Linked DNA regions of Mus musculus: region 1 is linked to region 2. A link is a contact called in ENCODE Hi-C data. All regions are on one chromosome and are shown on one strand. Each heading gives the region's core, a stretch centred on a gene start or an enhancer-like site at or near the end of the contact. The rest is flanking DNA. Distances are from core to core; before and after follow the strand shown. Region 1 has its middle 9.4 kb from the start of Gm35741. Region 2 has its middle 50 kb from the start of Il1rl2.

Region 1 (5,640 bases), core at 1,279-3,778, 240 kb after region 2:
TCTGCAACCCTATAGATGGAACAACATTATGAACTAACCAGTACCCGGAGCTCTTGACTCTAGCTACATATGTATCAAAAGATGGCCTAGTCGGCCATCACTGGAAAGAGAGGCCCATTGGACACACAAACTTTATATGCCCCAGTACAGGGGAACGCCAGGGCCAAAAAATGGGAATGGGTGGGTAGGGAAGTTGGGGGGGGGGTGGTAATGGGGGACTTTTGGGATAACATTGAAAATGTAATTGAGGAAAATACATAATAAATAAATAAAAAAATAGTCTATGTGTCTATGAATCTATGATGATTCAGGGATGCCAAGGGCCAACTGTACTGTCTAAAAATGCCAGCATACAAGAGCTTGGCTGCCATGATAAGGACCTCCATCCATCACTCTTAATCACCCTCTGTTCAGGTCCATTGGTCTGTCTTCCCTTTCTCCTGATTTCCTCAATTGTCCCTTCCATAACTCCTAACATCCAAGTCCTTGTCTCACGATCTGTTTTAATCTTTGATCTAAGGGGCCTTTACAGGACTGGACTAGGGCATAACAAAAGTCTAAATAGAAAAAGCAACTGGCACAGAGACTGGTGGTCCCACAGCGCTCTCCCTCTCCCCCTCCCCCTCCCCCTTTCACTCCACCACCCCCTCTCCCTCTCCCTCTCCCTCTCCCTCTCCCTCTCCCTCTCCCTCTCCCTCTCCCTCTCCCTCTCCCTCTCCCTCTCCCTCTCCCTCTCCCTCTCCCTCTCCCTCTGTGTGTGTGTCTGACTGTGTTTCTTCATTGCTTTCCTTGTCTCTTTCATTCTTCTGTTTTTCGCTCCTCTTCCCTCCCTTTCCCTTCTCGTCCCTTCCCCCCCACACACTTCTTTCCTCCTCTTGCTTTGCTCCTTCCTTCCTAGCATAACAGGAATTCTGGCCTGTCTGGTCACCCTTGCCATCCCATTTTTGAGTCCCCTGAAGCTGTGGAGCTCCTCACTGGTCTGATATCTATCCTTGCCCAAGATTCATCACTCCCCAAATCAAGAAGCACTGGATGGCCCATACTCTCCAAATAATAGCCTCATGAAAAAAGAAACTTCTTCAAGAGAAAGAATGTCAGAGTGGAAGCTAGGCCTGAGGATTTCAATTGATTAGTGACAGCAGAGGACGTATGGGAAGCCACATGCTGCAGGAGACTCCTGTTGCCTTTATATGAAGCCCCCAGGAGCTTTTCTACATTGCAGTCACCTCTAGAGTACCAGAACACCCAACATGAGTACAGGCTATGCAAATCGTTGTTACAATGCATTGCTTTGGGAATAATGTCAGGTCAACACACCATAGTGCCTATCCTTTATAGATGACCCCAAACAGAGTGTTGATCTGTGCTTGGAAACTAAAAAACTGAGCTTATGAAAAGATGAACAGCAATGGCCTTTGGAAAGGATGTTAGAGATGAGAAGGGAGCATGAGAAACTGAAATGGGACTTTCCTACCCTCCCTTAGGGAATGTGAATCCCACGAGAGAGTTCTAATCAACAACACACAAGCAGAAGTCGGTTGGCAGCTGAGGGAGAGGCTGTTTGGAATAGTAAAGGTAGGGGTTTCATTCCCCTGTTGCCTTTCTACAGTGTAGACACCATGACACTTCAATATTCCCCCCATGGACATGGCATCCCATCAGTCCCCCTATGGCCTTCAGGAAAAGACCATTGAGAGTGTCCAAGGCCCTGACATGGTTAAGCTGCTAAGTGCCTGGTGGTGGAAGGGAAGTTGGCAGGACTGACTGTGTAAGTGACTCTGTTTAGTTTTCTGTTACCTGCTGCCAAACCATCCCCTTGCTGTTCCAGACCTGGACCTAAAGAAGAAGTCAACTGCCATTCCAGCAGCTTGGGGGACGAGAACCTGCCTCCTGTGTGGCTGTCCCAAAAATCCACACAGTCAACAGAAGTACTTCCTCCCAAGACCTTGACAAACAGGACCTCCCAACCATGTCCATTTTGCTTCTCGGCAGGAAGAGGCTGAAAATTAGCTTTGGTTATTGCGGGAAAGGGGACAGAGGAGAATGTGATTTAAGCAATCACTCTGTCAGAGTTGTCACCTGTGCTCAAGAAACTCCCCATGTCACCCCCCAGCCTACCATGACATGGTCTGGATTTAGGGAATAGTACAATGCTGAGGGGTGATGAAAAATTCCTCTGTGGGTTTTCTCCTGACAGGTCCTCACTACAAGCATGTTGCTGGAAGTTTTTATTTAATGGGTTTAAATAAAAAGGCCAACGCACACAGACGGAAAGCAGGGGCCGCTCCAGGAGCTGTCTTCTCAGGTCCGTTATCTCCAGGAGATGTCTGAAATTGACTCCCACTTTCGGCTTTGAAGAGCAGTATCCTGCGTTTCCTCAGGAGAGGCATGCTGAGTACGAGCTGACTCAGAAAGACGGGCAAGTCCAAGTGTTTACCGAGAAAAGCTCACTCGCAGTTGGCATGGCTCCCAGAAGAGTCTCCTAAAAAAATATTTTCATTGGTGTCTGAAGGATTTAATCAAGGGCTGTATTTAGTAAGAGTCCAGCAAGTGCTCTGTGCCCAACTCTGATACTCTCTCGGGCCTTTTCAACAGGAAACCCTTAGTCCAGAGAACAAAAAACACTTAGAAGCATGCCAGAGGTGCCTGGGAAAGACTACACACCCTGATCACAGCAGACTCCTGGCGTCCCTCACTCCTCTGCTGAGAGATGTGTTCAGCCTGAAACCAACTGGAAGGCTTTAGAGTTTCCTTTTACATGAAATGAAGGATTGACAGCAGAATCTGGATCTTAGTTAGGAAAGGGAGAGACCGATTCCCAACGAGCGGTGGTTGGCTAAGAGAGGACTCACGTCTCCATCCCAGGGAGCAAACGCTGTGGTAGATCTCTGAATATCATGCCCCATGGCTATTATGTCTCATTCATCCATTTACTCATGCAAGTATACATCTTTGACATCTTGAAACCTGCAACACTCTTTTTTTTTCCCATATGGGGATAATAGACTATTTGGTGGGGAAGGGGCTTATAATAAAGCCTTACATCCAGAATCTTCCACTCCCCTCTGCTTGTTCATTCATGCATTCCTTCCCCTAGTGTCTGCTGAGTGCTTAGAATGTGCAAAGAAGCACATGTGTGCAAAGAATACACTATCCGGGACCAAGGCAACAGCCCTGTCAGCAAGTGCATGTCATGCATGCATGGAGACCTTAGTTCAACCCTCCTGTACTCATGTAGGAAGGCTAGAATTTAGAGTCTCCGTGTTGGGAAGTTGAAGACACGAAGGCTAGCTAGCTATCCAATTTAGCCCAATCTGCAAGACTCAGGTCTACATGAGAGACTCTGCCTCCAAAATAAGACAGGATATATATATATATATATATATATATATATATATATATATTTCAATGGGAACATGTATTTGCTATGTGAGCTTCAAGACCTGAGTTTGACTCCCTAACACCAACATAAAAAGTTTGGATGGACACTAACATGTTCCCACTGTAAGCCTAGAGTGTGGAAGGCCAAGACAGGAGGATCACTGGGGCTTGCTGGTTTCCAGCATAGATCTAGGTTTATCTGAGAGACCTTGTCTTGAAGGAATAAGGTAGAGCATGATGGAACAAGACACCTGCCAGCCTCCTGTGGCCTCCATGTGTAGACATAGAGACATACATATACACATACATACCTACATATATACATACATACATATACACACACACTCATACACACAGACATATACACACCCACACTTACACATACTCACACACACACACAGCAAATGGCTCTAGAGAAACAACACTCAAAGTTGACCTCTGGCCTCTACATACATGCACATACACATATATGGATTTGAACACATATATTCACTCACACCTACATGAACATATATATGCAAATATATAGACACAAATGTATGTGCAGATAAATATGTATATACACATACATGCAGTATCTGACCAGGCTAGTCATACCTTCCATCCCAGCACTTGGGAAGATCACAAAATCAAGACCAGCCTGGGCTATGAAATAAAAAGATCCTAATTTTAAAAAAAAAGAAAGGAAAAGAGAAGAGAAGAGAAGAGAAGAGAAGAGAAGAGAAGAGAAGAGAAGAGAAGAGAAGAGAAGAGAAGAGAAGAGAAGAGAAGAGACAAAAAACTTAAAAGAAAAGAAGAAAAGGAAGAAGAGGAGGAGGACAAGGAGGAGGAGGATAAGGAGGAGGAGGAGGAGGGTAAGGAGGAGGAAAACGTGGCCTCTGACATCACATAGTATGAGTTCAGGGTCTGCTTCTGTCTGTCAGTTCAATAAAGGGCAACTATTCTAACTGAACTATGAACTTAATGTTGCCCATAGTCATATTTTGGAGACTTCGTCCCAGGTATTACATTGAGAGACTGAAAAAACTTTAGATAGTTGAGTCTAGCTAGAGGACCTGAATCCCTGCATCCCTAGCAAATATACTATCCCTGGCTGTCTACTTCTTCCTTGTGTGCATTCTCCTGGACCACAAAGTGGACAGTTCTCTTTCTTCATGTGTTCTAGCTACCATGGCTGCCAAAGTGCATGGGGAAAAATGACTGTGGACTGACTCTCTCTAACACCTTTTCCTCTTCAATTTGTGTGGTTGGGGTCTCTGTGACAAGAAAATAAGCCACTTCAAGCTGTGATAGCTGCTTTGTGCTCTGAAATCCAATAAGAAGACCTCTCTGCCAACTGATGGAAGGGGATCCAGAAAGATCTCCTGAGTAAAACCTAGACAGGAATGGGAGGATCAGCCCATGGACACAATGGCTCTTCAGATGCAAGAGATACACTTTACAAGTCTCCAACACAAGCAATAACAGAGACCCAAGGGTAAGCACTGATGTTTCTGTGTGCCCAGCCACAGGCTGGAGGAGAGACTCGGGGGGCAGTCATAAAAGACGATGCCAAATTGCTGAGAACTGACCTACACATTCAGGATGTTCTCAGCACTAACTCCATGGCAAGGATTCTCTTCTGAAATCTGGAAGGACATTAGGAAAGCTTCCTGGAAGCTTACATCATAAAAGCAACAGAGCGGGCCCAATACATTGGCTAAAGGAGAAAAAAAAAAAAGGTCTTTGTATCTTAGCTGGGCTATGTGGACTATAGGAATGCAGCAGCTATCTATAGGTATGTATCAGAAAGGGAATGCTATCAGATGTGAGACTGAGAAAGAACACTTTAGTGCCCTATGGAGAAGCTTTGGAGGAGAGATTTAAAAAGGGCAAGAAGAGAATAGGGCCATCTGGTAGACCAAAGAAAGTGTGAAGATCTGGTAGGCCAAGGAAAGTGTGAAGCTGCACCACAAGCAAACCCAGAATGGAACAGTGGAACAGTTCTTGACTGCACTCTACAACTGTATTTCCATACTACCCACAAGATGTCTCTAACCCCACTGCCTTTAGAGTAGTGGTTCTCAACCTTCTTAGTGCTGCAAACTAATACAGTTCATGTTGCAGTGACCCTCAGTCATAAAATTACTTTCATAGCTATTTCATAACTGTAATTTGCCACGCTTATGAAATATAATGTTAATCTCTGATATGCAGGATATCAGATATGTAACTCCTGTGAAAGGGTTGTTTGGCCCCAAAAGGAATCATGACCCACAG
Region 2 (5,367 bases), core at 559-3,058:
CCTGTCAGTGTGAAGAACAATTCTCTCACAGGGTAGAAAAACATGCTCTGCATACCAGTCTATTTTCTGATTTTTTTATTAGTGTGTATTAATCATACAAGATAACACAATTCTCCATGACACCTTCAGACATGTGTATCTTATGAACGTTAACCACATCAGTCCCTGCGCTGATTCCCTGTGTAAGAAATAAATTGTACCGGTGCATCTTCACAGTGAGGTCCCTCAGAGAACCACAGATGAGCCGGGGGACACTAGGACCCTATGTTCCCTCCCTTCCTGACAGCTGGTGCCTGCTTGGCTGGGCGCTGTGGGGTTCAGCCTAGGTCACGGGCAGTCTGCTGCATGCTACAGGCTCCTCAAACCAGACAAGGAGAGAAAGTCAAGTGCCAGGATATTAACTGATGAGACTTGTTGTCCTGAGCCAATAGGATGGGAAAGGGAACAATACTAGACATTATGAAAGTTTGTATCGCCCTGAAGAACTGGGGAATATAAATACCACTGTCCTGCACCCAGTCTGCAGGCTGTCTTTTTTATCCTTTCTCTGGACTGATGCTCCAGTTTCCAAGGTTGGAGGCTGTATTGCTTCAGTGTCACAACTCTGTGCATCCAAGATGTCTATTATGAAGTGAGGGCCCCCCGGGACTCTTATTATGAAGTGTGGACCATTTTTTCCCTGCCTTCATCTTCCCACAGAGTCCCCTTTCTGCCTTTCTGCATCACATCCCTTTGCAAAATCTGGGTCCCATATGAGAGAAAGTCCATGACATTTGTCATTCTGTCCCTGAGCACCATGACCTCCGGTTGCCTCCATTTTCCTGTAAACTGCATAAGTTTGGTTCTTCTCTGTGGCCCCTTGAAACTATTCCATGCACAGTGCTCATTTGCAAGAATTCTGGTGAGGGGTTCCTGAGCTGGCTTCCTGGCTGCCTCCTGCTAGTCTGCCTTAGATTTCTGCAGGTCTACAGGTCTTACCAAGCTGTTGAGATGGCACCCCTGACACTATAGTAAAGACCAGGTGAAAATGACCTCACTATCCAAACTGGTTGGATTAGAAATCAGTTCTGGCTAAATAGACAAAAATTGTGATTTTTCACATGGGGGCCAATCATGAACATTTGTTTTGTTTTCAAATGTGAGGACAGATTCTTATTGAGGGGATACATGTCATTTTCACAATTATAGTTTAATTTTTCACTAAGGAAATATGGGGGGGGGAACACCACCCAGTCCCAGGTCTCCAGCATACTCCAAGGATCAAAGCCCATATGATGTTCCCACTTCCCTGTCCAGCCAGAGGATTTGGGCTATGGGGGTGGTGGCAGGGAGCAAGACAAACTGTGTGTTGAAGCCCCAAACACAGCTTCACCCTGCAGCTGGAAACAGCATACAAGAGGAAAGCGAGACAGTAACACGAGATGTATTCAACCCAGTGCCGTGTTCACTTGTGTATACTCTATTTCAAGCCCTGCTAAAGTCTGACCTAGAGAATGACCTAGAGATGCAGCCTCCTTTCCTGAGCTGCTTGAAGGCAGAGCTGTACACATCTCAGGGTGAGAGCAGGGAATTCTGCTTCCAAGTCTAAAACCTGCGACGGGGCACTGGTGGGCTCCGTTTCTCATGGTCCGCCCTTTCAGGAGTGGTTAGGCAACAGCAGTAAGTAGCAGCTGAGTGTCCAGTGAAGGGGAGAAACCCAGGACTCTGGAGCCCTTCCCAAATCAGGAATTTGCCATGGATAACCAGGGAGCTGTGGAGTTCTCTCATTAAGGCAACCAGCAGGGTCTCCAGATGCATTCTGGGTATGTGAGGCTCAGAGTGTGCACACTGTGTCCCAACCTTCAATGGCCCAGAAAAACTAACTACACTTGAGTTGAGAAGGCCCTGGCCATTGAGTCCCAACACCCAGCAGTATTCCGTGCCAGGACACAAAGCCAACTCTGTGTATTTGTTATGCCAAGAACAGAAAGGAACTCTCCACTTTCTTCATCTTTAAACACATCCTGCATCCACTCGCCAGAAGAGCACGCAATGGGAGAAAGTTTGTAAACGGGAAACAGGGCCAAGATCTGGGGAAAGGTCAGCTGTGACATGGGATCACTGCAGGGTTCCACACGTGAGTAGAAGAAGCTCAGGTTGAGCCCTCACATATAGGTCCCACTCTGGTCTCCCGGTGGCATCATTGGCTAATCAAGAGGTTTTATGTAAGTATCTTTTGTTTGTCTGTTGTTTGCTTTCTCAAGATAGGGTTTCATTACCTAACCACCCTTAGCTCCCATCCCAACCCCCCACCTCAGCCTCTCGAGCAGAGGGATCACAGGCTACACTATCACACTTGGCTTACATGTATAGATGTATAGATAGATAGATAGATAGATAGATAGATAGATAGATAGATAGATAGACAGATAGATAACTGATTGATACATAGATTGATCTATATCTATATAGGTACAGATATACATTATACTTAAAGATACAGATATCTGATATATATGATAATATATAGACAGACATATATCTGATATACATAGATATTTCTGATATTTATACACCTATAGATGTCTATATAGACATGTCTTTATGTCTATAGAGAGACATAGATATAGACATAAATATAGATTTTTTTAATTCCAGTTGATCTTTCAAGGAAAGCCCATACTTGCCTGGAGCCCCTATGGAGTGAACATCAATGTCATCTCAAGCCATTTTCATGGGCAGATCATAGTGAAGAGGTCACAAGAAAGTGGCTTTGTGACTGACTTAGTCACTCCAGAGTAAGAGGGGCTAAGACTTTCCTGTCAGGTCCCCTCTCTGAGTTGCTTACCTCTCTCAGCTACACCTCCATTTCGGCTTTGGACACACAGCAGTGTGTGTGTGTGTGTGTGTGTGTGTGTGTGTGTGTGTGTGTATGTGTGTATGCATGTGTGTGTACATGTGTGTGTGTGTGTGTGTGTGTGTACATGTGTGTGTGTATGTGTGTGGGGGTGTGCACGTGTGTGTGTGTGTGTGTTTGTGTGTGTGGCTTTGGACACACAGCAGTGTGCGTGTGTGTGTGTATGTGTGTGTGCGTGTGTGTGCGTGTGTGTGCGTGTGTGTGCGTGTGTGCGTGTGTGTGGAGCAAGACATCTTTGTGGAGTTGGTTCTCTCCTTCCATCCTACCTAGCTTCTGCATGCCAGTCACCATGCAGAAAAGCACCTTCACCCTCTGATGGAGTGGAAATTTCTGGTTTCTTTGGAGACTCACTTGTGTCATGTGATGCATGTCTGAAAACTGTCTTCTGAGAGGATCTTTGCTGAGGCAGACGACACTTGGAGGACACAGGGTGTTTGGAAAGAGTAAAAGTGGAACCCAGCAGACAGTTCGCATTGGTTCCCCTTGCAAGGCTTTCCTGGTCTACATGATCCTTGCTTGTGCTGACTTCCTGGAGAGAAAAGCACCAAAGAACTTGTCTCTGGTATTCCGGCTGCTTCTTGCCGCTTCTCTGATTGAGCTACTGCTACCAATTCATGTTTGGTATTTTGGACTGGACTGCTGAGATCCTGACAACAAAGATTGTATCGCCCCAAAGAACTACTTCTAAACATGTCTACACCCCGCCTTGTTCTATTAAACATCTCTCCCCTCCTTTGGTTGGTGGGCTAGAAGGGAGATCAAAGCATTTAAGAACCCTTATCAAAGTAGGTTTTGAAAAATCTAAGCCTACACTCTGATCTGTCTCACCACCCCCACTCCTTCATCTTTACCATCTTGTTACATTTTAAATGTTGAGATAACTATTGGTTAGCAAACAAAGTATTGGGTTTCATCCATTTTCATATATGTTTATCGTTATACTTCACTCATATTCACCATCTGAAACCCTCTTCTGTTCCTTCCCTCTGCCTGCTAGTCACCCCTAGAATGCTTCCTACTCTGATTTCATGTTGTATATGTTGTGTGTAAAAGAGAATTATAGATTACCCCATCTTCTTTTTCCTACTCCGTTCAGCACACACCCATGGCCCTTGGAGGCCTCCCTGACACTTTATGACTCACGTTCTTAAAACACAAATTCTGCACTTAAGAGAAAACATGTGCTGTGTGTCCCTTGGGTCTGAATTATTCTGCAAAGCATGAGAATCTGCAGTTCTATCCTTTCCCTGAAGATGACATGATTTCATTCTTCACAGCAGAACAAAGTTCCCTTAGTGTACGGAGCACATTTTTTTCCTCCTCTTCTGTTCACACACATTCAAGTTGCTTCTGTATCTTGGGTACTGTAAACAGTGCATCCACAGAGATGTATCAGTATGTCTCGAGTGTGCTAACAGAGATTTCCTGGTGTGTACACCCAGGAGTGAGACACCTGGGTCATGTGGTAGGCCTGCTTGGGCTTCATTGTTTTTGTTAGGGTGTTTTATTGGTTTGAGGGAGCCTTCCATGTTGGTTTCCATAATGGATGCAGGAGTTTGCATCCCCAGCCACCGGGCATGAGGGCGTCACTCTCACCACTGACTGAGGTGCAGGATTAAAATCATGTGCACCAGGTAGCAGAAAGGTTTGAAGAGCTGCCTCACATGCACAGTTGACTGACAGTAGCTTGGCTGTGAAGAATCCTCAGCTCTCTTCCACCAGCCTTCCCCTGGGATTCAGCATAGTTTTTGATGGGGTAGCTGATGGTCTCCCTATTTTAGGCAGATAAATACTCCTTATCCAAGAGGAATTCATCCTAGAGTCCCCAATGGAGACTAGAACTGAGAATAATAACAAACCATATATATTCATACATACATACATACATACATACATACATACATACACACATATCCATTTACTCTATGAATGTTCCTATGATGCAGCTTAACTTAAACTTTTGATGCAGTAAGAGATTAATAACAATACCTGACAATTATAAAGATATACTTCAGCCAGAGTCACATGACTGTGAGCTCTCCTGAGCTTGAACTTGGCTACACTGACCCATCTCGGGATGATGGGATGACATTTATAGGAAGAACCTTGTCTTAGTCAGGGTTTCTATTCCTGAACAAACATCATGACCAAGAAGCAAGTTGGGGAGGAAAGGGTTTATTCGGCTTACACTTCCATACTGCTGTTCATCACCAAAGGAAGTCAGGACTGGAACTCAAGCAGGTCAGGAAGCAGGAGCTGATACAGAGGACATGGAGAGATGTTCTTTACTGGCTTGCCTCCCCTGGCTTGCTCAGCCTGCTCTCTTATAGAACCCAAGACTGCCAGCCAAGAGATGGTTCCCCCTTGATCACTAATTGAGAAAATGCCTTACAGTTGTATCTCATGGAGGCATTTCCTCAACTGAAGCTCCTTTTTCTGTGATAACTCCAGCTGTGTCAAGTTGACACAAA

The links. Hi-C counts contacts between places; a loop is a spot of excess contacts on that map.
Region 1: a loop to region 2 is called in a map of CH12.LX, with 2.7 times the contacts of the local background. The contact joins two enhancer-like sites. A Hi-C loop is called at or near these places in 7 of 37 maps with a recorded cell type or tissue (CH12.LX, left cerebral cortex, mouse embryonic stem cell and 2 more).

Annotation. Positions count from the first base shown.
Region 1 is chr1:40,136,859-40,142,498 of GRCm38, reverse strand. No RefSeq gene overlaps it. Among named protein-coding and RNA genes, the nearest start is that of Gm35741, 9.4 kb to the left of the region's middle. Within about 2 kb of position 2,528, at least 2 of the 3 ENCODE cell types and tissues checked have a DNase peak (open chromatin) inside an H3K27ac peak, as active enhancers do.
Region 2 is chr1:40,371,865-40,377,231 of GRCm38, reverse strand. No RefSeq gene overlaps it. Among named protein-coding and RNA genes, the nearest start is that of Il1rl2, 50 kb to the right of the region's middle. Within about 2 kb of position 1,808, at least 1 of the 3 ENCODE cell types and tissues checked has a DNase peak (open chromatin) inside an H3K27ac peak, as active enhancers do.